3 separate regions of the Mus musculus genome follow, and all the other regions are linked to region 1. A link is a loop called in an ENCODE intact Hi-C map of the cell type or tissue named here. Cell type or tissue: heart. All regions are shown on one strand. Links, peaks and the distances in the headings refer to the core of each region. The heading gives the core; the rest is flanking DNA. Region 1 overlaps Endou (endonuclease, polyU-specific). Region 2 holds the start of Slc48a1 (solute carrier family 48 (heme transporter), member 1). Region 3 has its middle 12 kb from the start of Tmem106c.

Region 1 (10,302 bases), core at 1,123-9,122:
ATCCCAATTGAACTGCATGGCCAGGACATCGGGGTAGGAGTCCCACTGCAGAGGAAAGGACAGCCAAGGTTACGTGACAGAACCAGGCAGGCTCCAACACTCAGCTAGTATGTATGAAGGTCTATGAGGAGACATTGGCTTCTTTAAAAAGACAGAAGGGACAGTCTACTGTGCAGAGTGTCTGAGTCCTGCTCAGACCCACTGTCTGAAACTACGAGCTGCAAGGTCACTATAACATCCACGGGCTCAAGCCAGAATACAGGGACACCTGTTCCCTATGGCCCTCCACATGCAGGAGATCAGTTCATTGCCCCCAAATCGTTTTCTGGTTTAGGACAGCAAAAGTTTCAAATGAAACATGCAGATTAGCTCAGTTAGCCAGGCTGAACGTTCCGGTCACCCTTCAAGGTCATCCAGGCTGGGGTGGGGGGTGGAGGTGGGAGTGGGGGATGCATGTCTTTGTTCTCTACTTTAAAGCCTTGACCCTTGACCTTGACCCTCCCCTGGGAGCTGGAGCCCTCTGCCTCCTGTCCCCAGCAGGTTTGGAGACTTTACTGTTGGTATTGGGGTAGAAATCTGCTCTCTAACAGATGAGGACGTGATGTCCCTATCCCCTGTTGGGAGGTTGTGAGGGCCAGAGTGAGAAGCAGGTCTGACTGCTTGGAAGGCAGGGGAAGAGCAGGAAGTCCAGGCACCACCCAGGCTCCTCCAGCCCAGGTACTCACGGGCCCGTCGTAGTTGTGACTGTAGTAGTCCAGCAGACCCTCCTTCTCCTGCAGGTAGAAGCGGATCCAGTTATGAAAGCCAGTGACCTTGCCTTTCTTCACTTCGCCTGTAATGAAGAGTCCAAGGTGGGTGGGTGGTGTGGGCTCCCTTTCCATCTTCTCCTCCACAATCCCCTTTCTACTGCTCCACGCCAAGCCTGTCTCCAATGCCCAGGCTCTGACTTCTAGAATATTCTCCCGTTTACTTGGCACCATGCCTGACACCCTCATATGCTTGTCCTTTCTATTTTGGCTCATGACCTCAGGAGACTCCTTTCTCCTAGACAATCCACCTCCCTGGCCTATTCCTCTGACTGTTTGTGAAGGATCAAGCCAGGCTCTGTAGGAACTTTCAGGGATGAAGGGACACAATTGTCTCTGTAGGAAGTCCCTAAGCAAGTGATAGAACCAGAGAACTGCTCAGAGGCAGATGAGCCAGTAAACACATGCTCGCACTAGACAGAACCCTGGAAACTCAAGGCTGGTGTTGCCCTCTTAGATATTCTAAAGCGACTGGCATTCCTCAGCATGACTTCTCAGATGCCTTCACAGTTGGCCTGGGAGTCCCTCTCTGCTCGGTGGCTTGGTGGCCTGTTAACCAATGCTCAGGGCTGTGCAGACTCGAAGCAGACATCTTTATCCCTCCCACTCTTCCCGTCCAAGCAGAGAAGCCTACCAGAGAAGACATGTTCAAAGCCACTCGAGTCCCCTTCATCATTGCCTCTCGAGTACAGCCCAAACCACATGTTCTTCAAATCGTCCACAAACTCTTGTTCTGAGCTGTAACGGTCTGTGGAAAGAAAACAGAGAACTCTTCAGGAAGGAGGTGGGTCAGGTCCTGGGAAGCAAGGAAGGATACCTGTTCCAGAGCATCAAGAGAGACAGGGGTTCAGCAGGTATGGCCAGGCACTCATTATACATGGTCAATGGGCTGAGGAGTATGCATGTGTGCACATGAGCACGTGCGCACGCGCGCACGTGCGCGCGCACACACACACACACACACACACACACACACACATACAGGGTCTGTCTCTACAGCTTGCTTTTCATGGGAAGACATGAATAATAAACAAAAATAATAACTAATGTCTCAGATTAGTACAAAATCTACCCTATAACAACGTGAGGAGGAGATGGGAGTCAAACCTGTGTGTTTTAGGGTTTGGGTTTTTGTTGTTGTTTTAGATGGGGTCTCATTAAGAAGCCCTGTGTGTTCTGGAATGAGATATGTAAAACAGACAGGCCTTGAACTCACAGAGCTCTGCCTACCCCTACCTCCCAAGGCAAAGGAGTTGGAGCTGGGCCAGGAAGGGGGGCTGTTAGTGACCAGATACCTGCAGGATAAGGATTTCTCTACTCAGAAATCCGAGGAGACATTTCCAGGAGACAGTGAGCAGGAGGGGAGAAAGTCAAGTCAGAGAAGGAAGCAGCACCCAGATCCTTCAAGCCACAGCAGTAAGGCCAGATCTACTCCAGAGATATTACTCTAGCAACAATACACCAACAACACAGCTCTATGGAGCACTAGCTGCATTCACACTAGCTATATTCACACTAGCCGCGTTCACACTAGCTGTATTCACACTAGCCGCGTTCACACTAGCTGTATTCACACTAGCCGCGTTCACACTAGCTGTATTCACACTAGCCACGTTCACACTAGCTGCATTCACACTAGCTGAATTCACACTAGTCATATTCACACTAGCTATATCCACACTAGTCGCATTCACACTAGCTGCGTTCACACTAGGTGCATTTACACTAGCTGTATTCACATGGGCTGCATTCACACTGGCCACATTCACACCAGCCGCATTCACACTAGCCACATTCACACTAGCTGTATGCACAGTAGTGTACCAAGTGAATCTGTAGCAACACTGAATCTTCACATAACTAATGATACTTGTCAGCCTGAACTTGGAGATGCAGAAACTGAGGTGGACAAAAGTCACAAAACTCATGCAAGAGGACACACACTGTTAGCCACTGCACTTGACCCCACAGAATATGGCTTCGAAGATGGAACTCTTACATCATGGCAGGTTCTCTGTGGTAGACAATGGCCTGGTTGGTTTTTGATCAACTTGACACAAGCTAGAGTCATCTGAGAAGAGGGAACCTCAACCTAGATAGTGCCTGTCAGATTGGCCTGAAGGCATTTTCTTAACTGATGATTGCCCACTGTGGGCAGTGCTGTCCCTGGGCAGGTGATCCTGGGGTCTCTAAAAGAGCATATGGAACAAGCCAGGACACAGTGGCCCTCCATGGTTGTTTTTTGGGTTTGTGTGTGTGTGTTTTGTTGTTGTTGTTGTTTTGTTTTGTTTTTAGCAAAATTCTGCCTCCAGTTTCCTCCTTGACTTTGCTCAGCATTGGGCTGGACGTGTCAGATGAAATAAATGCTTTCCTTTCCAAGTTGTCTTTGGCGATGGCGTTTACCACAGCAACAGAAATCTAAGACAGTGGATGTGACATGAATGGACAAGACAATAGACATGAAGGGTTTTTTGGGGGGAGGGGGCAACTATAGACACATAGACATACATATACACATACATACATACATGTATACATACATACATAATAAACATACGCATACACACATACACATAGATATATACATAGATATACACATAATAAACACACATATATACACACACACATATTAACACACATATACACATAATAAACACACATATATACATACACACAGACACACACTCACAGACATACACATACACACACACCCTAACTCCTAGGCTTCAGGCATGAGAGCTGATGGATTATGGCAATGTTTCTGAGATGAGAAGACCAAGGGAGGAGCAGGTCTGGGGAAGAGGTGGGAACAGTGAGTTCCTTCTCTTTACACCGTGTTATGCAAATAACAGATAGCTGAGTGGAGTTGTTGAGAGGGCCACTGGGCCCCAAGGGGGAAGGTCAGAGCTGAAGTTTTAAATCAGGGACTTCCAGAATTATGTGGAGGATCCAAAAACAGATACCAGGAATATTCTCTCCTTTCAAGGACTTAGAACGCTGACGGGAAACAAGCCTGAGTAGACATGATAACAGACCGGCTTCACAGACCGAATAGCTACCCTTATTAGTACTTGCTGGGCTTCCTCTTTGATGCTCCGCAAGCATCAGTCCTCAAAGACCTCCTGTCACAGATAAGACTGGGAGAGGTGACATCCAAACTGCGCAGGTCTGCCATGTACCGCCAAACCACATCCCTGCCACCACATGATTTATATTGAGTAGCCGTTTGGTTAACTCACATTCTGGACTTTAGGAAATCAAATATCGAGTGCTGGCATCTGAGAAGGGCCAGGCGAAGCCGGTATACTAAAGAGAGGTGGAGTCTATAATAAATGATAATCCATGAATCTGAAGTTGAGTCAGCTCCCAAAGTTCTCACCTCTAGTTACCATTAATACACAGGGCACTAGAGACTATGGGATTTGTTTGTTTGTTTGTTTGTTTGGTGGGAGTCCAAGACAAGGTTTCTCTGTGGAGCCTTAGCTGTCCTGGAACTCGCATTGTAGACGAGGCTGGCTCAGAGCTCACAGAGATCCGCCTGCCTCTGCCTCCCGAGTGCTGGAATTAAAGGCGTGCACCGCTGCTACCACCACCACCTCCACCTGGCTGAGATTACGTTTCTAATAACGTGGACTTTGGGAGGCTCCTTGACACTATAACACCACAATCACACAGGTGGTAACAGAACTCAAGCCAAGTCTGTCTGACCTGAGTTATTTTCAGCCATATTCAAATATCTCAAGCTCTAAAGATATGCTGGCTTGAGCCATCGGAGCCTTCGTAAACATAACAGAACAGCAGATCCAGGGTGAGGGAGAGGGGATGAGTGCTGCGAAGCCTGAGCTAAGTATTGGAAAACGGCTTCCGGTCCCTTGTTCTCTTAGGACTTTCGGCCTGGCTAGACTTCCGGTTCTCTTACTAAGAACCAAGGGCTTACTTAGCCCAGTGGTTCTCAACCTTACCTCTTTGGCAAACATCATCTCTAAAAACATGTTTACATTATGATTCATAACAGTAGTAAAATTACTGTTATGAAGTAGCAAGGAAAATAATTTTATGGTTGGGGGTTGACACAACATAAGGAACGTATTTAAGGGCAGCAGCGTTCCGAAGGTTGAGAAACACCGGCATGCCTGTCTCTTGTGTGTTTACTGCAAAGCAGGCACCAGGGGGCATCCCAGGATTGCGTGTATCTTAAAGAATCCCTCCCGCGGTTCACCTCTAACAACAGTTAGTAACTGTTGTTGTCTAAGGTTGCAGACAGGTTTGCCTGCATGCAGTCCCCAGGGCCAGCCACGGAGACCCATACTGATCCGCGTCTGAGACAGAATCCAGCTTGCCAGAGTTCAGGAAAGGAATCTGGAGCACACTAACAAACAGAACCCAGAGCCAAGAAGTTCCAAAGCCAAAACCTTTTTTGGTCTGATTTGCATGAATCTGTATCTGAGGTGGTCCAGCCAGACCTCTTACCAAGAGACAGGCTCTCTGAGCCTTGGCTGGTTCCCTGTTACTGCCCAGAAGGAGGTGGCGGGGACCCAAAACCATGGCTTCTAACGTGACTCTGGGATTGGTGAGGTGACTGAAAAATGCCCAGAGTAGGAGAAGAGCTGGGGATGGGGACCCTCAGCCCCTTCAGAAGGTAGACAACTCACAAGATATGTGACATCCAGTCAAAAGATGGGATACATACTATAGGCAAGCCAGAAGGCCACTCTGCTCCTGCTAGGGCCCTGATCTCAGTGGCTTGTCTGTGGCCGTTTCTGGATGTTACTAGTCCCCATTGCTTGCTCTCACACCCTGACCCACCCCACCCCCACTCCCACAGAGACCTCAGCGGCGTCTGTTTCTCCTGGAGACACCTTACCCCACAGCTTTGAGCAGCAGAGAAGACTCACTCACTTTGGTGATGGAGAAAGCTATAGAGTTCCTTCATGACAGCCGTCTTCATGACCTCCCTGAGGAAGACACCCTGCTCCTCCAGTTGCTGGGCACTGAAATGCTCCCCGTGGCCTGTGGCCCGCTGGTAATTGTTGAGTAAGTTGATAAAGGCTGCATAGGTAGGCTTGGAGAACAGCTTCTCGTTGACGTAAGTGAAGAGCCTGGGTAAGTGGATGGAGACCCATTGAAAGACCTGAATGTGCACTTGAAACTCTCCTCCAATCTTCCAGAAAGACCAGGGGCAGGACACAGAGATGGCTTCAGGAGCTAGGGGCAACTTGAGGTGTTTTGGGGAGTTGGGTGTTGTTTTTGTGGTTTAGTTTGGTTTGGGGTTTTGAGTTAGGGTTTTTCTATGTAGCCCTGGTTGTCCTGGAATTTACTTCGTAGACCAGGCTGGTCTGGAATTCATAGAGATCCATTTGCCTTGGTTACCCAAGTGCAGGGATTAAAGGAGTGCATCACCATCCCCGGACTGAGTTACTTTTGACAGCCAACTCTGAGGTCTGTTTCCTTCCATCTCACCTCTTGGAAGGCCAGCCCCAGGAACCTGGCTATACAGCCACCTAAGCTCAAGGTGATTTCTTTGTTTCTGGACACCAGTTGTCCATGTCAGAGGGACATCGTCTCCCTGTGCATTTGCCTGACTTGAGGAACAAAGAGCCAAGGCGTCAAAGGAAGTGAGGGTGAAGGAGAGACAGGGTGAGGGGCACTCACGGCTCTGGGCTTCGATCCACTTGGTTCCCCGTCTCTGATGGGGAGATCCGGTTCTGACTGTTGAGCACAATGTCTTCCTTCTGGGCTTTGTTGGTATCTACCCTGTAGATGGTCTCGGAGATGCTCTCAAGCTCCTCCTTAGTGACGGCATCGCTGCTGTGGGAGAAACCCTCTGAGAGGAATTGGGAGGTGGCATGAGAACTAGAGAGAGGCAGAGCACCAACTGTCTAAAGATCAGTAGAGTCCCCCTTGTCCCCCTCTTGGCCCCTTCTGGAAGCTTACTCTAGTGATGCGGAACACCGCCCAGTATTTTGTAGTTAGAGGGCGGGACGGTAAAAGACCCCTAAGGCCAGCACGTGCCCCAGCCATGATGTGCCCAGAATGTCCATATCACCCTTCTGCACCAAGGCTCCCAAACCGAGGCAGGCATCACAATCGCCTGGAGGGCTTATCCGATTGGCTAGCCTAGTCCAGAGTTTCTGAGCAGTAGGTCTGGACCATCCTCTCCTAAGAATTCTCAGCTGCTGCTGCCGGTCCAAGGACTACACTGAGAGAACTCTAGACCTTTCCCGCGTGTCTGGGGCTAGGCTGACGGAGCAGACTGACCATGATCACCACCACACAGACTGTCAAAATCCTCACAGCAGTTTCCAAACTCTGGGCAGCGGTCATTACAGTGGCAAGGGTGGTGCTTGTCGTAGGCTTCCCGGCAGCGGCCCTGGCAGGAGCTCGGTGCGGAGTAGAGGTCTAAGAGGACAGAGAGGGGGTTGGGTCCCTGGCAACCTGCTAGAAGCCTGAAGACCAGCCCTTCTACCCACACCCTTAGCTAGGCTCCTTACTAAAGGTCTCCTGGAAAAAACCACCACCAACAACAACAAACAAGCATAGCTTCTTGCATACTCTGCAGTCAGGAAATCCTTTGCTTTCTGATGCTGGGCTCTACTCTGGCCTGTTGTTTTTATAATCTCCCCACTCTAAAAATAAAATCTCCTTCATTTCCCTCCTCAGGCCTCGGATGCTTTCCTGGCCACCCCTCCCATCCTCTTGGCTGCTTGGATCACGCCAGTGTCTCCCCTGGACAGGTCCAGATTGATTCTTCTGGCTTAGGCCTGGGTCCTTGCCCCTAGTGAGGCACCCTCTCCCCTTGTCACCCCTGGGTGTCCCCATCTGGGCTTCAGGCTTACGGCTGGTTGGGATCTTGTCCTCTGGATCCAGGAATGCCTCTGGCTCTGGGGGTCCTTCTTCAGCTATGACATAGGAAAATAAAGTCACCATCCATGCTGGGATTTCCTTCCAGCTTTCCCCCCAGTGCTGGGCTTCCTACCCTGGAGGCAAGCACATGTGTTGAAAGGGTATTCGCACATCCCATCCCAGCCCCCAATCTGACACAGGAGGCTGAGGACTGAAAAAATGGAAGGCTTTCCAAGGTCAGATGACGGAAAACTTAAACAAAACAAAACAAAAATAATTTCCCCAGGTGACAAATTTTCTACCATTCTGGCATTTGGTGCCCACTGCACCCAAAAGATATAAAAAGAAAAATATGTAAAAAAAGGAAGAGACAGGGGAGCCCCTTCTGGATTGAAAACCAACTTGAGTTGCCCCACATGAATAGAGCAGTTTAGCATTCTCCAAATGACGAGAGACTCTCAGTTGAGAACTTCCTGTCCCTATTAAGAGGGTGAGTGGGGACCCACCTCTCCCTGGGGGGCTGGGCAGGTGTTAAGTATTGTCGAAGCACGGTTTAAAATCTGTTCGAAATCACTGCTAATAGTAGGATGCATTCTTCTAGTTGTTCCTGTAAGCACTCCTTATGACGTTTGCCTGTAAATCAGCGTGGGATGGGACAGTTTGACTCCCTAATGGCAGCCTTAAGATGCCTGGGGTTACAGCTAGCCATACCAGCTGCGTGCCAGCTGCAGCGTGTGCAGGAAGCCACCAGATGATGGTGGCTGCTTACTCCGGATCCTGAAACCACGGTCCCCGGCACAACCATTTCAAACGGTTAGCACCACACTGTGCAATTGCCAGCTTCTGAGGACTGTAGCAATTTACACCCAAGCCAACCAGAGGCAGAGCCTTTGCCCTGCTGGCCGGACCCAGCTTAGCTGTGGGTCACACACAGCCTCATATAGGCTCACATGACTGAATACGGGGTCACGGAGAACTTGCCACCAGTAAAATGTCTCTGGACAGGCAGTGGGTGGGAAAAAAAAATGAAACCCAAAATAAAACATGTAATGAATCTGAGGTGTTTCTGGCAGGATTCAATCACGTGTCATGTGGCCTCACTGCAGGTTTGGCTCTGAACATACAGCATACCCTGTGCGTGTCGCCACGGCACGCAGGCCCAACAACTCTGTTCTAGTTCAGGCCTGCACAGTGTTATGAATTACATGGCCCTTTGCTCTCCTCCCACCCCTACCCTCCCCGTGACTGCTTGGGTTATCCCAGTGTCTCCCTGGACAGATCCAGACTCATTCTTCTGGCTTAGGCCTGGGTCTATTAAATGTTTCGTGAGACAGGCCCTCAGGTAGACCTGGCTGACTTTAAACTCACTATGTAGCTAAAGATAGCCTCAAACCTCTAGAACTTCTGCTTCCACTCCCCAAGTGCTACGGGTTACAGCTGTGCACCACCGTACTCGGCTATTACAGTGAATGCTTGATATACCTGTTTTATATAGCTATGTGCCCAGAGTCACGTAGAAGTCTCTCAGGCATAAAGGAGTCCCAAGTGGGAACAGTTGAAGAAGCTTGGTCTGATGGAGAGAGGAATGATCGCAACTATCTCAAAAGGCCGATGCCACAACTGGAGTAAGCGCCAAGCTTTATCTGCAGGCTGTGGCTGGTGCTAACACCCCTTCTCCTCCAACTACAGCATCAGGCTTCAGGAGCTGGGCAAGAGATGCCCACCTGTGCTGCCAGTCCTGGCACTGTGACGTTAAACCTAGAAAAGCATCCTCTCTCCCTCTTGATGGGCTGATCTGAACCCAAATTAAAAGGCAGCAACTGAGCCGGAAAAATTAAGATAGCCATCACAGCAGCAAGAGGACAGAGGTCAGGCAGGCTAGAGCAGGGAAGGGGGTGTGTGCAGAAGGGAACCATGGGAAATGTGTGCTGCTTTTAATACAGGCTTTAGCTCCTGGGGAAAAATAAGGTCAAGGACCATTGTGGATTATGAGATATGTGGCCACTCCGTTCATTGGACCATTAACACATGATTACCGCTCCTGTTGGGTCAAAGAACCATGCAGAGGGTAAATGAATATTTCTTACTGGTTAGGCCTGCCACATGCTCAGAATTATGTCTCAATAAAACTTGACCTCAGTTCCAATCTTGTTCTCACCCTAAGTTTCAAAAAAGGTCGCCAATAAGGCAACAAGGTGGTATGCTTGCTCCTTGGAACCCCTCTGTGGTGGTTTGAATATGCTTGGCCCAGGGAGAGGCACTATTAGGAGGTGTGGCCTTGTTGGAGTGGGTGTGGTCTTGTTGGAGGAAATGAGTCATGGGGGGGGGGCTTGGAGACCCTCCTCCTAACCACATGGGAGACAGTCTTCTCCTAGCTACCTTCAGAACAAGTGGTAGAACTCCAGCCCCTCCTGCACCATGCCTGCCTGGACACTGCCATGTTCCCGCCTTGATGATAATTGACTGAACCTCTGTGCCTGTAAGCCAGCCCCGATTAAATGTTGTCCTTTGTAAGATTTGCCATGGTCACAGTATCTGTTCACAGCAGTAAAACCCTAACTAAGACACCCTTGCACTCTGTAGCATCTTCCTCACTTTGCCACATTTATTTTCTTCACTGGCTCCTCATCACCCTTTCCTTACCCTTTGTAGA
Region 2 (10,302 bases), core at 1,360-9,359, 65 kb after region 1:
GCTAGGGGGCTTCCTGAGGCTGGATTTGGCAGGCAATATGGGCAGGGTTCCAGGAGCAGAATCATAAGGGTAACAAGTTAGTCCCCCTGAAACAGAGACATAACAAGGTAGTCAGAACGACAGGTAGGCAAAACAAGGTAGTCACAGGTGGTCATATAACCTTTTGAAAAAAAAAAAAAAAAGGTAGGATTGTAAGATGGTTATAAACAGCTTCTTAAAGCAAGGACATGATTGCCCTTCCTAGGACAGGTAATACAGAGCCATTCATGGTTAAGAATACATGTAGGGCAGAGCCCAATCTTTGAGAGACAGGTTTAATCATAAACAGGAGTGAACCTAGTCTTTATTATAAGAGGGCTTTTAACCCTAAAATGGAGGCAGGCTGGTTCTTCAGAATGGCAGATCAATCTTAGGAACATTCAAAGAGCTTTCTGGACGCACAGCACAAAGGCTCAGGGCTAGAACGAATGTGCTACATTTAAGAAACCTACCAGCAGGCTGGAGAGATGGCTCAGCAGTTGAGAGCACTGCCTGCTCTTCCGAAGGTCCTGAGTTCAATTCCTAGCAACCACATGGTGGCTCACAGCCATCTGTAATGAGATCTGACGCCCTCTTCCTGTGTGTCTGAAGACAGCTACAGTGTATTTACATAGAATAATAAATAAATCTTTGGGTCACAGTGAGTGGGGCCAGAGCAAGCAGGGGTCCTGAGTTCAGTTCCCAGCAACCATATGATGGCTTACAACCATCTGTATAGTTACAGTGTATTCATATACATAATAAAAATAAATAAATCTAAAAAAAAAGAAAGAAAGGAAAAAAGAAAGAAAGAAAGAAAGAAAGAAAGAAAGAAAGAAAGAAAGAAAGAAAAGAAATCTACCAGCAAGTGAGGCCAGTAGGAGCTGGCAAAGTGTTAGTTGGTTTACTCATAAGCTATGGGAAGCCATGCGAGGAGTGAAGTGGAAAGTACAATGCTGTGACGCCAGGCAGGAATAGGATTCAAAGGAAAAGAAGCAAATGAGGCCAGCTAGGAGGCTGTGGCAGGGGTCACGATGGTGAGTGGCACTGGGATGTAGACAGGGGACGGGGGAGACTCAACTAGGTCTGCTAGGCCTTGCATGAGGGGAAGGGGAGACTCACAAGCAACACCTAGATTTAGTTGTGTAGCCTCAGTCCACAAGGATTCGCCCCCAGGGAACATCAGAGGTTCCTCTGTGGAGAATTAAGGAGTAGAGAGAAGGAAGCCCTTGCAGGGCTTAACTCAGGTTTCTGGAAGATAGCTTAGTGGATGTAGCCCTAGCACCGTGGAGGAAGAGAAATGTCCGGAATGTGTCTTTGGGGGAGAGGGAGGAAGGAATTTCTTAGGAGGCAGGATGTCTGCCAAAGGGAGTTACCAACATTGGTGGGAAAGTTCAAAAGTGACTTCAGAGACTGGCAGTCAAGACAAGTGTCCTTCAGATGGCCTGAAGAGGAATGACAGAGTGGCTGAGGATAAAGGCAACCCCTAAGCCCAGCGGTGTAACCCCATAAATATGCAGGGCACACTCACTGTTAGGATCCACTGAAGACCTGGGGAGACAGAGGGGTTGACTGCCTTGGCCCCAATCATTTACTCCTGACCCCACAGGGCCGTTCAACACAGCCTCTGGGCTCATCACAGTGGAAGGAGGGAATTCAGGACATATAGGATATCTTCATGAGTCTCACCTAGAAATGCCCTGTGCTGTTGCTGCCTGTAGTCATTGCTCAAGAATCCATGGCATTGGTTCAGCTCAGATACATCTACGTAGAGTGTCAGGGTAGAAAGGCCTCGCCGGGCCTGGAAATATGCCTTTACCCGAGCCTGGTACAGTGATCACTTTTTAATCTCTCTCTCTCTCTCTCTCTCTCTCTCTCTCTCTCTCTCTCTCTCTCTCTCATACACACACACACACACACAGGGGGAGGGGAAGAGAGAGAGAGAGAGAGAGAGAGATTGAGAGACTGAGAGACTCTTATGTAGCTCTCTTAGCTAGGGTTCTATCACTGAGAAGAGACACCATAACCATGGCAACTCTTATAAAGAAAAACATTTAATTGGAGCTGGCTTACAGTTTCAGAGGTTCAGTTCATTATCATCATAAAGGAAACATAGAAACAGGATGATGTAGGCAGATGTGGTGCTGGAGAAAGAGCTGAGAGTTTTACATCTTGATCTGCAGGGAGTAGGAGACTAAGGGCCACACTGGGCATAGCTTAAGCAATATAAAACCTCAAAGCCCGCCCCCACAGTGACACACTTCTTCCAACAAGGCCACACCTCCTAACAGCCATGTTCCCCATGGGCCAAGCATTCAAACACAAGAGTCTATGGGGCCCATTCCTATTCAAATGACCACAGTCACCCTGGCTGTCTTGGAACCTGTTATGTAGACCAGGGTGTCCTGGAACTCAGAGACCTGCCTGCCTCTGCCTCCCGACTTCTGGGATTAAATAGTAGGTGGTATATATCCACATACCACTAGAAATAGCCCTGCGAGTGTTTCTCCTCTAAAAGATTTTTGTAATCTAGATATGACAGTTTAACTTGTCTCCTCAAGACATAGCTCCTGTCACGTGACCCCCTTAAAATATTGATGATGGCCTCTGCCACAGCACTAGTGACTTGCTATATTGAATCCCTTAACATCTGAGCGCTTCTGACAGGCTCAGAAGGGTCACTGTTCTCTCTAGAGGCGTGGAGCAACAAGAGTCCTGAGTGTTTAAAGCTGTGTTGTCTAATATGTGGCCGCTTAGCCAGATGCAACTATTTTAATTAAAGTTAGACATAAGTAAAAACTTGGCTGAGCAGCCAAACTAGCCATCTATCAGCCACTCAAAGGCCACATGTGATCCCGAGGTGGGGGTTGGGGGGGGGGGCGGACTGCATAGCCCAGATGTACATTGTTTTCTTTGTGGCTGAAAGTTATTTTGGGTGGCTTTGAGTTATTAGGAGACATAGTCTATAAACTGTGAAGCCAGACCTCTGAGTGTACTGGAGTCTCCAGGCCTTTAAAAGCTCCTTACTTCACCCACATTTTCCCATATGCACACACATTTCAGCCTAGACTTGTCCCCTTTGTATAGCCTGGGCCCCAGGCTGCTGTTACATAACCAGCCCTTGTTATTTTCTTGCACAAGCCCATCTCCATACAAACTGCTCAACACGCTCGGACGGTCGCTCACAGTACTTTGCCCCGCTCCCTTCCGTCCACCGTGGGAATGACGGAACACCTGACTTTCTAGGTTAAAATAATTTAAACGTTTCCAGAATCAGTTTCTTCTTTCCTTTCTGTCTCTGCCCGAGGCAGCTCTTGCCAGGGCAGGGTTTGGCTGCTACTAATTACGCTTTCTGGATTTTTACTGAGAACTCGTGGTGTGCCAGGAAGTCAGCCAAGCAGCAACTGCTCCTCAGAAGTCTTTGAAGTGGGCACAGTGGCTGGCTGTCTCCATTTTGTAGCTGCAGTAACCATTGTACTGAAGAGGGAAGGACAGGTTCTCCCTGCTTCTTGTCTTCCCCGGGCAGTCCCTCTTCATAGTAGTTAGTGTCAGGTGATATTTCTAGAACACAGTTACTCCAGGCTGTGAGGAGGGAGGTAGATGCAGCAAGGCCCTGCACACACACACGCACACGCACACGCACACACACATATTGTGTGTGCATGTGTGCATGTATGTCTTCAGACACACTGGAAGAGGGCATTGGATCTAATTATAGCTGGTTGTGAGCCACTTTATGGTTGCTGGGAATTGAACTCATGACCTCATAACCTCTGGAATCTATCTATCTATCTATCTATCTATCTATCTATCTATCTATCTATCTACAGATATACAAGATTCACCTATCACTCTAGCTCAAATCCAACAGTCCAGCTACAAAAAAAAATATTGTTATCATTTCTAGAACATTCCACTGTGCGTGCCTCACCTCCCAGGGTTGTCTTATGTACTGCTCCTAATTCCTAGGGTATTGTCCATCCAGGCCAGCCCTGAGGCTATCTATGGCAGGGCTCTGGACCTCAAGGCTGTGTTCCTCTGGGTGACTCTCACTTCTCCACACGCCACCCAGAAGATGGCTGAAATGAATTTGTACATCAAAAATCATCCCTTGTTTTAGAAACGTACCCAAGCCAGGTGCAGTGGATCACACTGTAATTCTAGTGCTCTGAAGACCAGGCTGCAGGATTTTTGATTAATTAATTAATTAATTAATTATGTATATGAGCACACTGACATTGACACACCAGAAGAGGGCATTGGATCAGATTACAGATAGTTGTGAGCCACCCTGTGGTTGCTGGGAATTGAACTCAGGACTTCTGGAACCCCTGAGCCATCCTCCAGCCTCCTAGGCTGGAGGATCTTAGAAGCCAGACTCCCTTACACAGTGAGAGCTCGTCTCAGGATTCCAAACAACCCGAACCAACCAGTCACAGCAAACATTCAAATCTGAAAACAGCGAAAGGGGCACTGGCATTAATTTGGATATTTTTAAAGACGCTCCCCTCCCCGCCCCGCCCCCTGATTATTTTTAAAGGAAGATAAATGTGAATTGCGTCACGTGCTTGGCAATTAATTGAGCATTCCTCCTTAGACGGCTTGTGCCTAAATCCCCTTCATTGGTATTTAATGCTCGCTTCAGTCAGTCACAGTCATCTGCTCAACAGATGTGTGCTAAGGGAGTTTGGATGCCTCACACTCTGCTAGGTGTTGGCGGCCCCGAAACTGGGACCGCTGCTGCTCATGGAGATGGTCTTCTAGAAAGGTGAATCAGGCAGAGCTTTCAAGATATCCGCATCACAAGCTGTGAGCGCCCTACTTGATGAGTTTGGCTGCGTGAGGGAGTTAAGCGTCTGGAGTCTGGGAGTTTATCCTGGGTTACTTTGGTCCTTGTGGAAGAAAGAGGGAGGAGGGGGAGGGAGGAGTCTCCGCCAGTCGGGAAGCAGAGTAACTTGCAAACAGCTGTTCCCTACAGCTTCCCTGGGGAGGCAGCCCGGGAGTCCTCTTGCTTTCAGTGCAGTGACATTTCTATTTGGATCCTTGACCTAAGGACTATAAAGCTTCGATGCTTCTAAATGTATTAAAATTGTGGTACTTGTTGCTGTAGTGAAAGGATGCTAGTTATTCACACTGTGAGGTCTAAGGGTGCGCCGGGTGGCCCGGCCAGAGGACTCTGGGTTGAAGAGTGCAGAAGCCCGGCTTTTGCTTTGACCTTCCCTGTCAGCAGTCCATACTGACAGCTGAGCTGGTGGAGACACGGGGCGGTTCTGCTGTGGATGCACTGCAGAGGCAGGGGCAAGCTTGCAAGGCTTGCAAGGGATTGGGGCATGAGAGTTGAGGAAAGGAAAGGAAGAAAGTGTTAGAGGCGAGTGGGTTTGGCCAGCCACTCCCCACACAGCGGCTTTGCAAAGGCGGGCGACCCCTGGTGGAAGGGTAGGGTCCTAGGCTCATCCTCAGACTCTCATCTACCTAGCTGATCCTAGGCGGGCCTGGAAATGCGTCTTTATCAGAGTCAGCTACAATTTCCGAGACAGGGTTTCTCTGTGTAGCCCTGGCTGTCCTGGAACTCGCTCTGTAGGCCAAGCTGGCCTCGAACTCAGAAATCCGCCCTTCTCTGCCTCCCAAATGCGGGGATTAAAGGCATTTGGCACCACTGCCTGGCCAACGATCACTTTTTAATTTAATAAACTAAAATGGTGGCAAACGTGTGGAGCAATCTTGTGCTGTGTGTATAACTTTTGGGAAGGAAACCCACTGCTTCGAAATATGGATAGAAAGATTTTTTTCCCCTTATTTTGGTCTTTTGAGACCGGGATTCTCTGTGTAGCCCTGGCTGACCCCTGTAGACCAGGCTAGGCTCCAACTCACCAAGATCCACCTGCTTCTGCCTAGTGAGTGCTGGGATTAATGGTGAGCACCACCACCACCTGGCTGGTAAAAAGAATGAATATGTTAATTGTTGTTATATTATTTTAGATTTTTTTTCAAGTTTTATTTTACTTATTTAATTTCGGGCAAGTTGGGGAATCAAACTAGCTCCCCAGATCTGTTTTCTTGCCTCGGCCACTTCCCAATTGCCAGGATTCCACGTGTGGGCCATCATGTGCAGTTTTATGGGTTTTCCTTGTTTGTTTTGGTTTGTGACTTTTGTGACTGGGTCTAGCTTCCCTCGAACTCAAAGAAATCTGCTTCCCTCTGCCTCCACCTCTACCAGTGTAAAGGCATGCACCACCACAGCTGGCTAGTTTCTATAGCCTTAACTTGTCCTTTTAATGAGTTTGAACTTCCCATTCAAAATTTAATCCCAGAACTCAGGAGGTAGAGGCAGAAGGGTCTCTATGAGTTCCAAGCCAACCTGGCCTACATAGGGAATTCCAAGACCGACAAGACTACGTGGAGACACCACGTCTCAAAAAAAAATTCAAAAGTATTTTAAAAATTAAAAAGTGCTCATTGGGGCTGGAGAGGTGGCTCAGCGGATAAGAGCACTGACTGCTCTTCCAAAGGTCCTGAGTTCAAACCCAGCAATCACATGGTGGCTCACAACCATCTGTAACGGGATCGGATGCCCTCTTCTGGTGTGTGTCTGAAGACAGCTACAGTGTGCTCACATATACAAAATATTTTTAAATGATCATTGTAGCCGGCTCCGGTAAAGACGGTATTTCTAGGCCAGCCAAGGCTAGATAGGTGGCGTTCTGGGGATGAGGCCAGGACCCTGCCCTTCCACCAGGGGTCGCCGGCCTTTGCCAAGCGGCGGTGTCGGGAGCGGCCTCCGGCCGGGGAGGGCGCTGTGCCGTTGGCACCGGGGGCGGGCTGGGGGCGGAGCGCCGGGCGGCAGCGGCTCTGGCTCGGGCTCGGGCTGGGGCTGGGGCTTGGGCTCCAGCTCGGGCCCTGCACCTGTGACTCGGCGGCGTTGCTCCTCCGCTGCCCCATGGCCCCGTCCCGGCTGCAGCTCGGCCTCCGCGCCGCCTACTCCGGCTTCAGCTCGGTAGCCGGCTTCTCCATCTTCTTCGTCTGGACGGTGGTCTACCGACAACCGGGGACTGCGGCGATGGGGGGTCTCGCAGGTATCCCCGGGGGACGCGGGGTGATCGGGGCGGGCTGCGCGCGGCGGCTGCGGTGGCGCTGCCCGGGGGTGGGAGCGTTGTTTACTCCAGAGAGACTGGAGACAGCGCAGGCCCGGGTTCCTGGGCAGTGCCCGGGCCTCTGGGACCTGGCGCCTTATGAACGTGGCGGGACCTAGGGTGCCCACAGCCCGCCCCTGTGGTTCGCACAGCTCTGCGGCTCCAGGGCTGTTGCGTCCCCCGCACCCTGTGAATCTACCCTCCACCCCGTGTCCACTAGAGCGTCCTCTGCGCGCCCATCTCCTGGCCACCCTCGCTCCCTCAACACGCACACTGTGCGGGATTACCGCATCTCTTATAATAAGTGGGGTTCGTGGGGAAACCCATCAGCCAGCCCCCTTCCAGCCCCAGAGGCCCTCTGCCGAGACCAGGACTGTACTGTGGACCCGGTGTCACTGGACATTCCCTTTACACCTGTGTCCATCTGCTCTGGTCGGAACCAGTGGGAATCTGCTAATCCCTGAGGGACGAGGAGGTGGCGAAGGCCCAGCCGTGCTCTCTAATGTGTAATTTTGGGTCACGCCGTTTAGCCTCTCTTGTGTGAAGGCCAAATATATTATTTACACGTATTATCATCATTTAATATTTTTTTGCTGGGCTAAACAAATCTACTCTCCTTATGTCATCTAATCCTAATAGTAGTCCTCTGAAGTAACATTATTTGTGCCCATTTTACAGTTAGAAAAAAATCAATCGAGGCTTACGGTAAATAAATAATGTGTCCAGGGTTTCAACAGCCACACGATGTGCCCCCAAGATGGCTCAGCCTTAGCCTGGCCGACCCGATTTCCATCCCTAGAACTCAGAAGGATTCAGGTTGGCATGCTAAAGGCATTAAAAGCCCTATGGAGGAAACTAACCCAACAGTACGACAGCCACATGAAGTAATATGTATGGCGAAAGTATGTGTAAGGAAAACGTTTTAAGATACAACATTTATTCCATGGCTAAAATCCTTGGCCAAAGATCTAAAAATGGAGTAACTCGAAAGAATTAATTTATGCTGGGCAGCAGTGGTGCATGCCTTTAATCCCAGCACTCGGGAGGCAGAGGCAGACGGATTTCTGAGTTCAAGGGCAGCCTAGTTTACAGAGTGGGTTCTGGGATAGCCTAGGCTACACAGAGAAATCCTGTCTCAAAAAACCAAAACAAATTCACTCATGGCCTCTGAATGCACCAAGTGCCGTTCTGAGAGAGAGAGAGGGCCGGAGGTGGGGTTTCTGCCTTATCAGAGGGCATGCACGTCTCCTAAACCTAAGGCGTGCCAAGCAAGAGACTGGGGGCACCATGAAGGTTGGGTTTGATGCTCTGGCTGGGAGTTCTCGAGCCCTGTATGGGTTGGGGGGTGGGGGGCACCTGTGGACTCCTGACCTTTCTGGAATAGCCAGCACCCAAGCCTACTTGTGCACAGAGCCTTTCCCCTCTACTGCCCTCCTCCACACTTCCTATTGGCCCTGCTGCTGCCAGGTTTGGAAGGCACTGCCTTGGCCCAGGGCTGGATGCTGAGGCTTGAGATAAGCTCTCTGGATGCTGGAGGGAGGAAAAGCTTTGCTGGGGTCAGCTGACTTGGTTCAGAGTCAGGCCAGTGGAGGGAGCCATGTGAGGCATGGCAGTGCCTGCTGGCAGGAGATGCCGCTGACTGAGACTCCCCTCTGGACGTGCAGTGCTGAGTGCTACTGTCCACTCTCCCAAGCTGTGTCTGGCTGCTTATCGCTAGGAGGGAATGATACTCAAGGGAGGCTGAGGCAGGTGGATCTCTGAGTTCCAGGACAGCCTGGGTTACACAGACAAACCCTGTCTTATAACAACAACAAAGAGTGGAGGGAGGGTACCAGCCCCCACTCCTGGCAGCCACAAGGGCCTCCCTGTGACCCTGCTTGTTAGTTCCTTGACACCCTTGCCTGACCTGAGGCAGGCTAGCCTCGAAGCTGCCTTCAGAGACAGGCACGTGGCCACAATTAGCTGGGACAGGAACACACAACTCCCAGGTTGTTTGGACATTGGCAACCTGAGGTGGTTGTGAGGAGCCAAAACTGCTTGGTGGAGGGGGCGGGTGGGCACTCATTCCCGACCCGGCATGAGTTGGGGCAGGGGGGTCCACAGGCAGTCACCCTCCTTCCTCTTTTAGGGTGGAATGTCAGCAGGTTTTCTGACTTGCAAGCACTCCACTTCTGACTCAGCATTTTGCAGCCCAGAAATTGCTGAGTCACAGGGTCCATCCTAGTGGGTTTTGCCCGTGTTGGTCAACTGTGGCTGTCGGGCATGCTGGCTTCTGGAACACGGTATGTATGAGCATCTGGGGGTGGGGACCTACTCTTATCCTGGCAGGAATCTGGGAGGAAGTGACTTTGCAAAACGGCAGTGGCCTAAAAAAGTGTGGGTTTGCTGGAGAGGCCTCATCAGACACCCCCCCCACCCCCACCCCCACCCCGCTCTGCACTGGGAGCCCTAGGTAACATGTCTGCTCTGTGTCTAGAAACCATGGAAAGTACTTGTTCCTCACATCCAAACATCTCCATTCTTCACAATTGAGCTTTGATGGAGAGGCCCTCTAGCACCCTGGGTCTCCTTTGTCCTCAGGGTAGAGCAACAGGCCTGGGGTGTGTTCTCAGACTCCTATACCAAATGCCTGTATTTACTCTATAGGCTCCCTCGGGCAGCTGGAAGTGCTTTCTCTTACCAGGCCTAGGAACCCAGAGCCTAGGCAGGTCTAGCCTTGGAGAAAGCAGAGGGAGCCAGGGTGAGATCTAGCTTGCTGCTGCAGCCAGTTGGGGCTGGGGACTTGTCCTTTCTGCTCCAAGTTGTATAGACCAGGCATCTCGGAGCCCAGTATCTCAGGAAAGGGAACAGAGAAAGGCAGAATATAGTTGCTTCCCACAAGAGTAGAGAAGGGGACCTGGGAGGGACACTTCCTCGTTGGGTGACCACTTGTGGAGGGCGTATCGCTCCAAGGAGGGCCAGGATGAGATGAGCCCTCCAGCTGGAGCATGCTGCCCTGCAGAAGGCCTGGGTATAGGGCTGGAGGTGGGTTCAGGGCCACCTGAGCCCCCTTCCTAATTCTCTTCCTGCTCTCAGTACTTCTGGGCGTATGTGGAGGTGAGGGTTTGGGGGACCCCTGGGTCGGGCTGGTGGTCTGAGATGGCTTCCTAGTGGT
Region 3 (10,302 bases), core at 1,460-9,459, 230 kb after region 1:
CATACCCACAGTCCTGGGTGCTCAGTACATACCCACAGTCCTGGGTGCTCAGTACATACCCACAGTCCTGGGTGCTCAGTACATACCCACAGTCCTGGGTGCTCAGTACATACCCTCAGTCCTGGGTACTTAGTACATACCTACAGTCCTGGGTGCTCAGTACATAACCACAGTCCTGGGTGCTGAGTATATACCCACAGTCCTGGGTGCTCAGTACATACCCACAGTCCTGGGTGCTCAGTACATACCCACAGTCCTGGGTGCTCAGTACATACCTACAGTCCTGGGTGCTCAGTGCATACCCACAGTCCTGGGTACTTAGTACATACCTACAGTCCTGGGTACTTAGTACATACCCACAGTCCTGGGTGCTCAGTGCATACCCACAGTCCTGGGTACTTAGTACATACCCACAGTCCTGGGTGCTCAGTACATACCCACAGTCCTGGGTGCTCAGTACATACCCACAGTCCTGGGTGCTCAGTACATACCCACAGTCCTGGGTACTAAGTACATACCCACAGTCCTGGGTGCTCAGTGCATACCCACAGTCCTGGGTGCTCAGTACATACCCTCAGTCCTGGGTGCTCAGTACATAACCACGGTCCTGGGTGCTGAGTACATACCCACAGTCCTGGGTGCTCAGTACATACCCACAGTCCTGGGTGCTCAGTACATACCCACAGTCCTGGGTGCTCAGTACATACCTACAGTCCTGGGTGCTCAGTACATACCCACAGTCCTGGGTACTTAGTACATACCTACAGTCCTGGGTACTTAGTACATACCCACAGTCCTGGGTGCTCAGTGCATACCCACAGTCCTGGGTACTTAGTACATACCCACAGTCCTGGGTGCTCAGTACATACCCACAGTCCTGGGTGCTCAGTACATACCCACAGTCCTGGGTGCTCAGTGCATACCCACAGTCCTGGGTGCTCAGTGCATACCCACAGTCCTGGGTGCTCAGTGCATACCCACAGTCCTGGGTGCTCAGTACATACCCACAGTCCTGGGTACTAAGTACATACCCACAGTCCTGGGTGCTCAGTGCATACCCACAGTTCTGGGTGCTCAGTACATACCCACAGTCCTGGGTGCTCAGTGCATACCCACAGTTCTGGGTGCTCAGTGCATACCCACAGTTCTGGGTGCTAAGTACATACCCACAGTCCTGGGTGCTAAGTACATACCCACAGTCCTGGGTGCTGAGTACATACCCACAGTCCTCGCCCATAGTTCAATGCATGCCCATAACCCGAGACATTCTCAAATGTGTCCCCCCAGACTCAAACCATTCTCACCTACTAGTCCCATCCTGACCAGCTCCATCTTCTCCTTCTTCCTAACCTCCACCTTATCTTCCCTAGACTTCCGTCTTTTATTACGAGGTTCCCACAAAGCAGGAGAGTTGGAAGTTCTAGGTGAGCTAAGGGTGCCTGTGTGCAAGTGTCCTGTAGACTCTTGTCTGACCAAGGACACGCTCGACACCAGCCAGTGTTGACTAGGACCTCCTACTCCTGCTACTTGTTAGCCAGCCTAGGGCTAGTTATTTCAATGTCTCTTAAGCCTCAGTGTTCTCATCTATAAGATGGGAATAATAAGGCCATTGTGAAACCCGAAGACGATATTATCTAAGACACCCTAAGTGCTTTGGAAGATAAACAAGAAAATGAGGCTCTCAAGCCAGAGTACCAGCGGGTGGGATAAAATCAAGGGAACACACAGGGACTTCTGGTGAGAGGCAATGGCCGATCTTGGCCCGAATAGTAGAACATAGGGTTTCGTTTGTGATGCTTCATTAACCTGTACATAGAGGTGTATTACACATGGGCGCTGCTTCACAGTGAGAGAAGACAGTGTGAAGGAGACATGCAGATTGGTGTCAGGAAGCACACAGTCCCACGCCTGCTCCCTGCAGGGAGCCTCTAGGATGCTTGCTTTTATCCCTGCTTCCTAGGTCTGAGAGCAGCAGGGCTGTGTGACTTGAACCCACTGTGTAGCAAGAGATGTTACAGACTCAGAGGCTGCCGGTCCCTCGCGGGCGGGGCTTACCCAGCAATGCAGCAGAGCCTGAGGCCGTAGATCGCTTAGGAGAAGCCAAGGAAGGCTGCTAATCCCCTCAAATCACCCTCAAATTTCCCCACAGCTAGTCCCCAGGACAAGCTGCTGGCAGAGCAAGCCCTCTTGCACTGCAAACCTGACTTGCTAAGCTTAGGTTGCCCTGCAGCCCACTGTCTGACCTGGGCAGCCTCTTTGTCACGCACACACACACACACACACACACACACACACACACACACACACACTCGCCACCGCCCCAGACTCTCCAGTGCTGTGGCCCCTCTCCCTGTCCTCAGCACCAGCACTTCTGGCTGCATGAGCCTCCCCTCTTGCTTGCCAGGGGTCCTCAGACAGAGATTCTCTGCCTCCTCCTAGAGCCAGCCTTCTCTTACTAGGTTCCCCTAGACTGTGAGGAGCTCTCACCATTCACAGCTTCTCACAGCTTCTAAGCTAGGCCTGCATAAAGGCTACACCCTGGCCAACAGGCTCTCCCCGGCCAAGTGGAGGCACCGCTCGAAGAACCAAGTTGTGGAGGGCAGGCCCTCCTACCACCCCGGCCCAAGCCCCCATGCTGGGGGCCCCACACTGGCACCAGGGAGCCCTCAGGGCTGAGCCCACCCTGCCATCAGAGGCCACAGGAATGTCCATGTGGGCCAGCCAGGGCCTGCTTGGTGACTGTCCACTCCCTCCTCCACGGCTGACTTTCCCTCGGTTTCTCTCTGACTCGGCTTCTGTTTAACTCTGATTTAATTTCTCTCCCGTCCTGGGTTTTCTGTGGGGCTCTGTCTCTGCCATCCATCCGAGCCATCAAAGGGCAGTGGGCCTACCCTCTTCCTGTAGAGTGGCCAAGGCTTCTGATCCAGGTCCTTGGCTGCTCAGGAAGTCTGCCTCTGAGAAGTGACTGAGGTCTCCTCAGACAACCCCAGAGTTCAGGGCTGCAGTGGAGAGCAGGGTAAAGAGGGAAGAGGAAGCAGATGGGCCTGAGGGCAGGAGGATGGGGAAGAAGGGGAAGTCTTATGTTATAAGGTGCATGAGGAGCAGGGCTGGAGAGGGGGCTGTCTGGACCTTTACAGAATGCAGGTAGAGAAGGAAGTTGGGTTCTAAAGAAAGACAGTGTCTTGGGTAAAATACCCGTGGTTTGAGGACTCTATTCTGACAGTCGGAAGTTCTTCCTGGTGTCTAACCTCAGTCTCATCTACCTTTCTCCTGTGTGTTAATTTCTCACACACTCAAGATTCAAGCCCTTGGTGAAAGCATTCCTACAAAGTGCTTGCCGAGGGCACAGAGTCTTTCTCCCGGCCGTTGAAGCCACCAGCGTCCCTTCCCTTTGCCACCAGAGACCGAGCTGTGGGCAGGGGCAGCTCAAGCCATGCAGACAATCTTCCTTTCACACGCTCATTTATTTTCCCTCCCCACCTCTCCATCCCTTCCCCACCAGCTGCTTAAAATATTTCTCAAACAGAAAAACCTAACCGCAGCTGGAAACAAACCCTAAAGTTAGTCTGGAACGTGGGAGCTGCCAAGGAAAGTTACATATGGGCTTCGGCTGTCTGTGGGAGGACCAGCCTCTGCCTTGGAGACAGGCGTCCTGTAGGGCTGTGCAGGAAGCACCCAGGCCAGGGCAGAGGACAAGAGAACCATCCCTACTTCCACAATTAGCCAGTAAAGATGCCATCCAGTACCAGGCCCTGTGATCAGACCAAGGAGGACAAGCCACCTGAATAAAAAAATAATGAGCTTAACAAGAAAGTTAGGCTGAGTTGCAGACCCTTTAACGATGGCATGCCCAGGAGACCCTGGCCTAGGCACTTCTAAACATAATGGTTCATTTTAACCCCTAGTGTGGCAGAGACAGGCAAACCCTTGGAGCTCACTGGCCAGCCAGCCCAGCCAATCAGTGAGCTACAAGTTCAATGGAGACTCTATCTCTAAAGATGACCTGGGAGAATGATGGAGAAAGACACCAACTTCTCCCTCCGTCATTCACGAACACACCCACCCATGTGCATGGACACCAATGCACAACACAGGAGCAAAACCTTGTGAGGACCGATCACATTTGAAACAAAGTTCTTGTTATTATTTCCCAAACAATACAGTAGAACAATCACTTATATTTCATTATATATTATATACCATATAATATAGAGATAGTTACATGCACGCGGGATCTGCGTGGGCTATTTGCAGTGGCCACACCGTTTCACATAAGGGACAGGAACATCCTTAGGTTTTGCTATCTCCAATCCTGACCCCAACCCCTGCACAGACTGAGAGCCTCCTGGATAAACAGCCTGAGATTTCAGAGTGAGATGGTTCCTGGGAGAGGGTCAGCAGCATTCCCTAGAATTTTGTAGAGAAAACAACAGCCACATCTGGAAACACAGTGAGCCTTTTGACCCTCTGCTCACAGGCAGATTTAGAGAGATGAAGCAGAGACGGAACCCATAGGGCTATCATCCGATGTCTGGCATCCAGCATGAGAAATCCTCCCAGCTGTGCGGAACCCATACGTGATACTCATCTGAGAAAGATGCTCAGGCAGGTGGTACCCAGCCATGGCAGTACAGCCCTGGCATTTAACCCTACCTCTGGTGTCCTGGGCTCTTTTCATCTCCTACAGCCTCAACTTGTCTCGTTTAGGATGGTTGGGCCAGCAGACTAGCCACACAGCTCTAAGCCTCAGGACTTGGGAGGGTATCCTGGGCCAGGGGGTTAGAAACTTTCCCTCTCTGCCTTCCTCTTCTTTCTCTGTGACCTTTCTGAGGTCCCTAGCACCTCTGGACACAAACCCTTTCAGATCCAAACGCTCCGGGAGCACGGGATGAACAGTGTCCTTTTGCACACCTGAGAGCTAGCCACAAACGCCCTGCTAAATGGATGTCCAAGACGAACACCAAAACGATGGCAGAAATGTCAAGACACTAACCTGTTAGCTCCATGTGGTACCTTTAGACGAAAGCTTCTAAGGACCTGTTGGCCAAGACTTGGCAGAGTAAAAATAATTGACCTTTATTTAATGTCCACCGAATGACAGGCACGGCCCTAAAAGGCTTCTGTGGGTTAACTTACTTTATGATTTCAGCAGGGCTCCCCAAGAGCCTACTGAGGCATGGAAAGGGTTAAGGACAGTGAGGGCCTGGCAGCTGCTGGGGTTTTCTGGGCCAGCACTCATGTTTGGGTCTCCAAGCTCTTGAACCTGCAATTCTAACACTGGCAGAGTTCTGTCTGTTGCCTGGGGGGCAAGGATTGTGCTGTGCCCCACTGGGTCCCAGGGCCGAACACAAGGCTCAGAATGAGAGTCAGGGCTCCCAGGCAGGGTTGGCCTTAACTAGCTCAAGGTGTGTGTGTGGGCTCCTACCAAGCTTTGTGCAAATAACCTCTCCATGGCTCATGACCTCATGGGTAAAGGAATTCAAGCCCTTTCCCAGTCCTGGACTGACTAGATCTCAGCGGTAGCCTCTGGCTTCAAGAATCTACCTATTGCAAGGTGACTTTGCCAGAGGCACCAAAATCCCTTCCTGCCCCACTGTGCCAGAACAGATCAGGCCAGCCCCTGGCCCGCTGCTGCAGGAAAGTCTGTGTTGTGTGGGCTTCCTCGCCCTCACTGTGCCGCTTCCCCAAACCCTTCTGAGGAGGGGTACTCAGTCTGCATCTTGAGACGAGGCGCTGTCTGCTAGCCTCCTGCGCCCTCTGGTGGATGAAACAAGGAATGGCGTATGCTCCTTTGCGCGGCAGTCTTGAGTCCAATCAATCTTCCAGGACTGCCCTCTGCCCTCAGTCCCGTCTCTTCTCGATTTGGCTACCTTTCATTCAATTACTGTTCAGTGGGTCCCAGGAACATGACATGTGATGGGGACACCGTGTTTAAGTGTGTCACTGTCCGTGTTCCAAGGTTCTCTCTCTCTCTCTCTCTCTCTCTCTCTCTCAATGAGCGCTGACTTACCCAGTCCTATTCTCTGGCAGGCTCTTCTGGGAATCATCTCTGACCTCAAAGAGTTTCCAGTCCAACAGGACACACAGCCTGGCTGGCTAACCAAGTGACACGGGAGCTAGAGGGACAGGGTCCAACACAGACAGACCCGACGTCACAACAGCAACACTTAACTGGGCAGTGCCTGGTGTGAGCACAGTGGGAGTGTTTCTGTGTGTGCTCTCTGTGTGCGCATGTGCAGATTGTGAGCATGCATGTGTGTGGAAGAGGGCAGGGGGTACATTTGGTCAACCACAGGGGCTGTGCTTTGACAGCTGTGTAAAGAACATTGGGGTGTGGGGTCTATAGGGAAATTAGGCAGTTGAGGTGAGGTAGGGTGACCTGGAGGAGAGAATATTTGGCCCCAGGCATGTTCAGGAAGCTGTGTGGTTGGAGCATGTGGTGAGTGGGAAGAGGACAGAGTGGGAGGAAACCACCTCAGGCTCTGTAGGATTTGGATTCACACTGGGGGTGGGAGGGGCCACCAAAGGCCCCGCCTCATATGGAGAAGGAGGAGGTGATGAGACTTCCTTGTTACAAAAGGACACAAGACTAGACCACCAGACCCACTGGACAAAGGGGAAGGGACTGAAAACATGCTGGAGATGCTGTGGTCCTTATATGACAATCGTGTGTGCCGGAGTGGCCCCATCACTCTGGGAACCAGGCGCACATGTCTGTTAGATGGGGAGAGGCCACCCAGGGAAGATGGAACAAGATGACATGTTGGAGCGCCTGTCTCAGCGCCTGACCCATAATGCCCACTAAATTAGCACAGTTAGTCACGTCAGAGATTATCCAGCCAAGAAGGCTCTGACACTTGTCCAGGGCCTAGGCAGAGGATGCAAAGGAGCCGATAGCCACCGCACACTGTGGAACGAAGCGGTGGAGGACACCTGAGGATGAGACAGGGACTCTCCTTTACAAAACCCTCCCACAGTGCGTCACTGCCCTTCATCTCTAGTTACTGCTCGAGCTTCTGCACGCCTCGTCACACTCCTGGGTTTGCCACTGCCTCCTCCTCCTCCTCTGTCCACTTTCTCAGAGTGTATCCAGTTTGCCTGGCTGCTCTCAGGAAAAGGTGGTCGGAGTTGGGGGGGGGGGGGTCGGCAAGAGCTTTGCTGACTGAGCCTGGAAGTTCACTATCCTGGACAGAAGTCAACACATTAAGGGTTCACTGTACATTTTGGGTGACTCTCAGATGGGCTTCTAGTACTGTGTTTGCCCCTGACAGTGAGAAAAGGAATTCTGGGATAGGAAATACTTACTAGTAAAATTAGCTAGCCAAATGCCTGGCTTTTTTTCCCTCTCTGGAGAGGTGAAATCCAGGGAGCCTGCCTCTGGCCCTCAGGCACAGTCCCCAAAATTCACCAATGCAGGCAGCCTTTTTTTTTTTCCACACCTTACCCCAGAGTGCCAGCTGTGAAGCCCTGCACACCGGGGAATCCTGACTATCATCTAGAAGGAGAGGAAGGGACAGCCTTTAAAGTCACGTGATTAGTTTGCTCACAATTCTCCTTAGAGAGTTTGGTCCTCATTGCCAGCAATGAAAGGTCCTAAAGCTAAGCCCTGGCCCCTCTGCCAAGCCCCACATAGTGGCGGCACCTCCCTTGCCCTGGGTATAGTTCACATTTGTAGATCTGCTAGCTGTCCCCTTGGTCAACTAGCTAGAAAATCGTAAGATGTTACAGCTTGGGTCTTGCGTGAGGTTCTGTCTCCTCTTCCCAGGAAATAAGCCAGCCCTTTGGATTTCTTTGATTAGTGTGAGGTAGAGTTTAATTTCTTGAATCCAATCCCTTAAAATGTTTTCCACGAATGTTTCTTTTTTAGCAGATTACAGGGACGGATGGTATTCGGTGCTCATGGATGCTGCCAGGGAGCCCAAGCAAAGCATGGGGAACATAGATGAGGCGTGGACAGGCTGGGCATCACGTGCCACAGTGAAGGTTGCAGCCTCAGCATCACTGTGGGAAGTGGGCAGGGCTTCCCAGGGGAGTGACTGTACCACACCAGACATCAGGTGCTCACCGGGCCCAGTATCAGCTCCGCCTGCCGGGGAGATTGGGCTCTGAGTAGAGAGACCTGTGGGATGCTGAAAGTTCAGTGTACCATGGTAAAAACAAGAGAAGTCCTTCCTTGGCCTGCCTCCTGGGCTCTAAAGAGCATGTCCCAGAATTTGGGGAACCTTGGGAAGGGAGAGTTGGCCTTAAATAGTCAAGGAGTTTAAAGCCCAGGCTAGCCACTTGGGGGATGGCTCTGAATTGGACTTTTAGTTAAATAGGATTTCTTCTGGGTCCCTGAGGATGTGGAGGAATCCATAGCGCCCACCTGCAGCTAGGCCACACAGGGCACACCCCTGAGCTAGGTAGGGCTGTGCCACCATGCCAGGCTGGAAGGCTGCCTCCTTCCCAGCCCTGTACTCAGCTCTGCCCATTCACTCAAGGGGCTGAGGAACCTGGTTTGGCAGACTGATTGGGTGCTTGGCTTCGGTGGGTGAAGGGGCCTGGAAAGTGTTGTCTGTTCCTTGGTGGGACTCTGTCCCTGCCAGCTGGGGCCATGGCTGCCCTGTGTCTTGTTTACCTCCCCAGGGAAAACAGGCAGAGCAGCTGTTTCCTGCCCTGGGTTCTATGGCTGCAGAGTTCCTAAGTGTAGAAGATTCTCTCATTCTCTCTCTCTCTCTCTCTCCCTCCCTTCCTTGGCCCTTCCCTCTCCTCTCCTCCCCCTCCTCCTTGCTCCCTCTGTCTCTTCCCCTTCCCCCTTCCCTTCCCCCCCCCTCCTCTCCTCCCTCTCCTCTCCTTTCTCCCTCCCTGCGGCCCCTCCCTCCCCCCCTCTTTCTTGTCTCCCTCACCCTCCCTCCCTTTCCCCTACCTCCTTTCTCCCTCTCCTCTACCCCCCCCCTTCTATAGTCCCCTCCTTCCCTTCCCTTAAAGAACTGCCCTATGGCCTTCACTTTGGGGACACCAGAGCTGAGGGCTGTGAGATCTCAGGTGCACTTGAGAAACTGACAATTCAAACAACTGCAAAAGGATTTTGTGCCCCTTCAGCTGAAGCTCCAGCGGCTCCAGCGTGGGGCTAAGGCTCTGCTCTCTGAGCATGTGCGAGCAGGCAGAGCTTTCTGTAATGGCCAGCAACCAGGAAGCAGCGGTCCCTGTGTGTTATACTTGCTGAGTGTCATCTGGTCTTACATACATTTCTCATCTGTGGATAAACAACAGGGGCAGAATGAAGTACCCTGAAGCGCATTTCTAAGTGTGGGTCCTTAGTCCCCATCAGGGCAGGGGACTGTTAGGGGCTTAGAATTCCACAGCATCCACATAAGGAGTGGGGGGTACTCTGTGATGAGCAGGGTCCTCCCTGACCTCTAGGCTCTCTAGGATGAGGATTACTCTCTGGACCTCACCATCCCCAGTCCGTGGGGCTAGCACCCACGATGGCTGTGGAGAAACTGAGGAGGATGGAAGTGTGGAGATGCTCGGGTGGCCCCCCACTCTGCCCTGGCCACCCAGAGAGCCCCAGTGAGCTCACGTCTACCATAACCCCACTGCTAATAACTGGGCTATTGAGACAAAGCTGGAAGCCAGACACCAGTGAGAGATGAACGCTGTCTCCTCTGGAATGTACTAGCCAATTAAGCCTCTCAGAAGACTCAGGAATGATCCCGCAGGCCACGCTGGCCAGCCTCCAGGCTGGGGAGTTGTGCAAGGACTCGCTAAGGGTCTGCTACACACCTGGCTTCCGGTGCGAGCGAGCATTGGCCCAGGTGTGTGGTCTCTCCGTCCAAGCCACATCTTCAGGAGCAGACAGTCAGAGAGCCTCGGGGTTCCACTGGTGATGTTCCAGGCTCCCGTTCTTGGCCCACCACCCCAACCCCTGCCTCTTCCTGACCACAGGCTTTGTGCTCCCAGCCTTTGAAGAAAACCCCAACCCTCGGTATTTATTCTAGGCTAGTCTTCCTGTGAATGAATTGTAAATTCTAGCTAGCCCTTAGAAAAGACACACAATCCAGGTGTTTTCTTTACAAGCTGTCCGCCTAGATTGGGCAGGTTTTGGAGCTATTCTAACTCACATCCCAGACACATGTCCCTTGTTGCTTGCTGTTTCTCCTGGCCACGTGCTCATGGTCCATCTTCTCTCGTGGCGGCTTCTTCTTCTGTCCTTTCTTCTGTTCCTCCCATCTCTACCTGAGACCCCCCAGAGAAGTAACTGAAATCCAGACATACCTCTATCTACTACCCAGTAACAGGCTTTAGCCTTTTATCATAATG

The links. Hi-C counts contacts between places; a loop is a spot of excess contacts. Peaks named below come from ENCODE experiments on the same cell type or tissue, not always from the same donor. Only the 100,000 strongest peaks of a DNase experiment are listed, where the experiment ranks them.
Region 2: it touches region 1 in a loop (6-fold over the local background); 34 of 42 quality-filtered maps call a loop at or near these places.
Region 3: a loop joins it to region 1, with 5 times the contacts of the local background. A loop is called at or near these places in 21 of 42 quality-filtered maps.

What each region holds. Positions count from the first base shown.
Region 1 is chr15:97,713,056-97,723,357 of GRCm38, forward strand. It overlaps Endou (endonuclease, polyU-specific), which reads right to left. Exons shown (of 10, transcript NM_001168693.1): 3 at 7,643-7,705; 4 at 7,065-7,205; 5 at 6,459-6,630; 6 at 5,706-5,905; 7 at 1,441-1,554; 8 at 726-832; 9 at 1-45. Among named protein-coding and RNA genes, the nearest start is that of Rpap3, 12 kb to the left of the region's middle. In heart, for the core only: a CTCF peak has its summit at 4,966 (motif pointing right); DNase peaks (open chromatin) are centred at 5,106, 6,666, 7,376 and 7,536; H3K27ac peaks cover 2,210 bases.
Region 2 is chr15:97,777,526-97,787,827 of GRCm38, forward strand. It overlaps Slc48a1 (solute carrier family 48 (heme transporter), member 1), which reads left to right and starts at 6,840. Exons shown (of 3, transcript NM_026353.4): 1 at 6,840-7,091. The coding sequence starts at 6,956. In heart, for the core only: CTCF peaks have their summits at 5,451 (motif pointing left), 6,737 (motif pointing right) and 8,730 (motif pointing right); DNase peaks (open chromatin) are centred at 4,976, 5,326, 6,816, 8,706 and 1 weaker place; H3K4me3 peaks cover 3,255 bases; H3K27ac peaks cover 3,477 bases.
Region 3 is chr15:97,946,867-97,957,168 of GRCm38, forward strand. No RefSeq gene overlaps it. Among named protein-coding and RNA genes, the nearest start is that of Tmem106c, 12 kb to the right of the region's middle. In heart, for the core only: no CTCF peak of the experiment used is centred there; a DNase peak (open chromatin) is centred at 5,755; H3K27ac peaks cover 1,407 bases; H3K27me3 peaks cover 5,027 bases.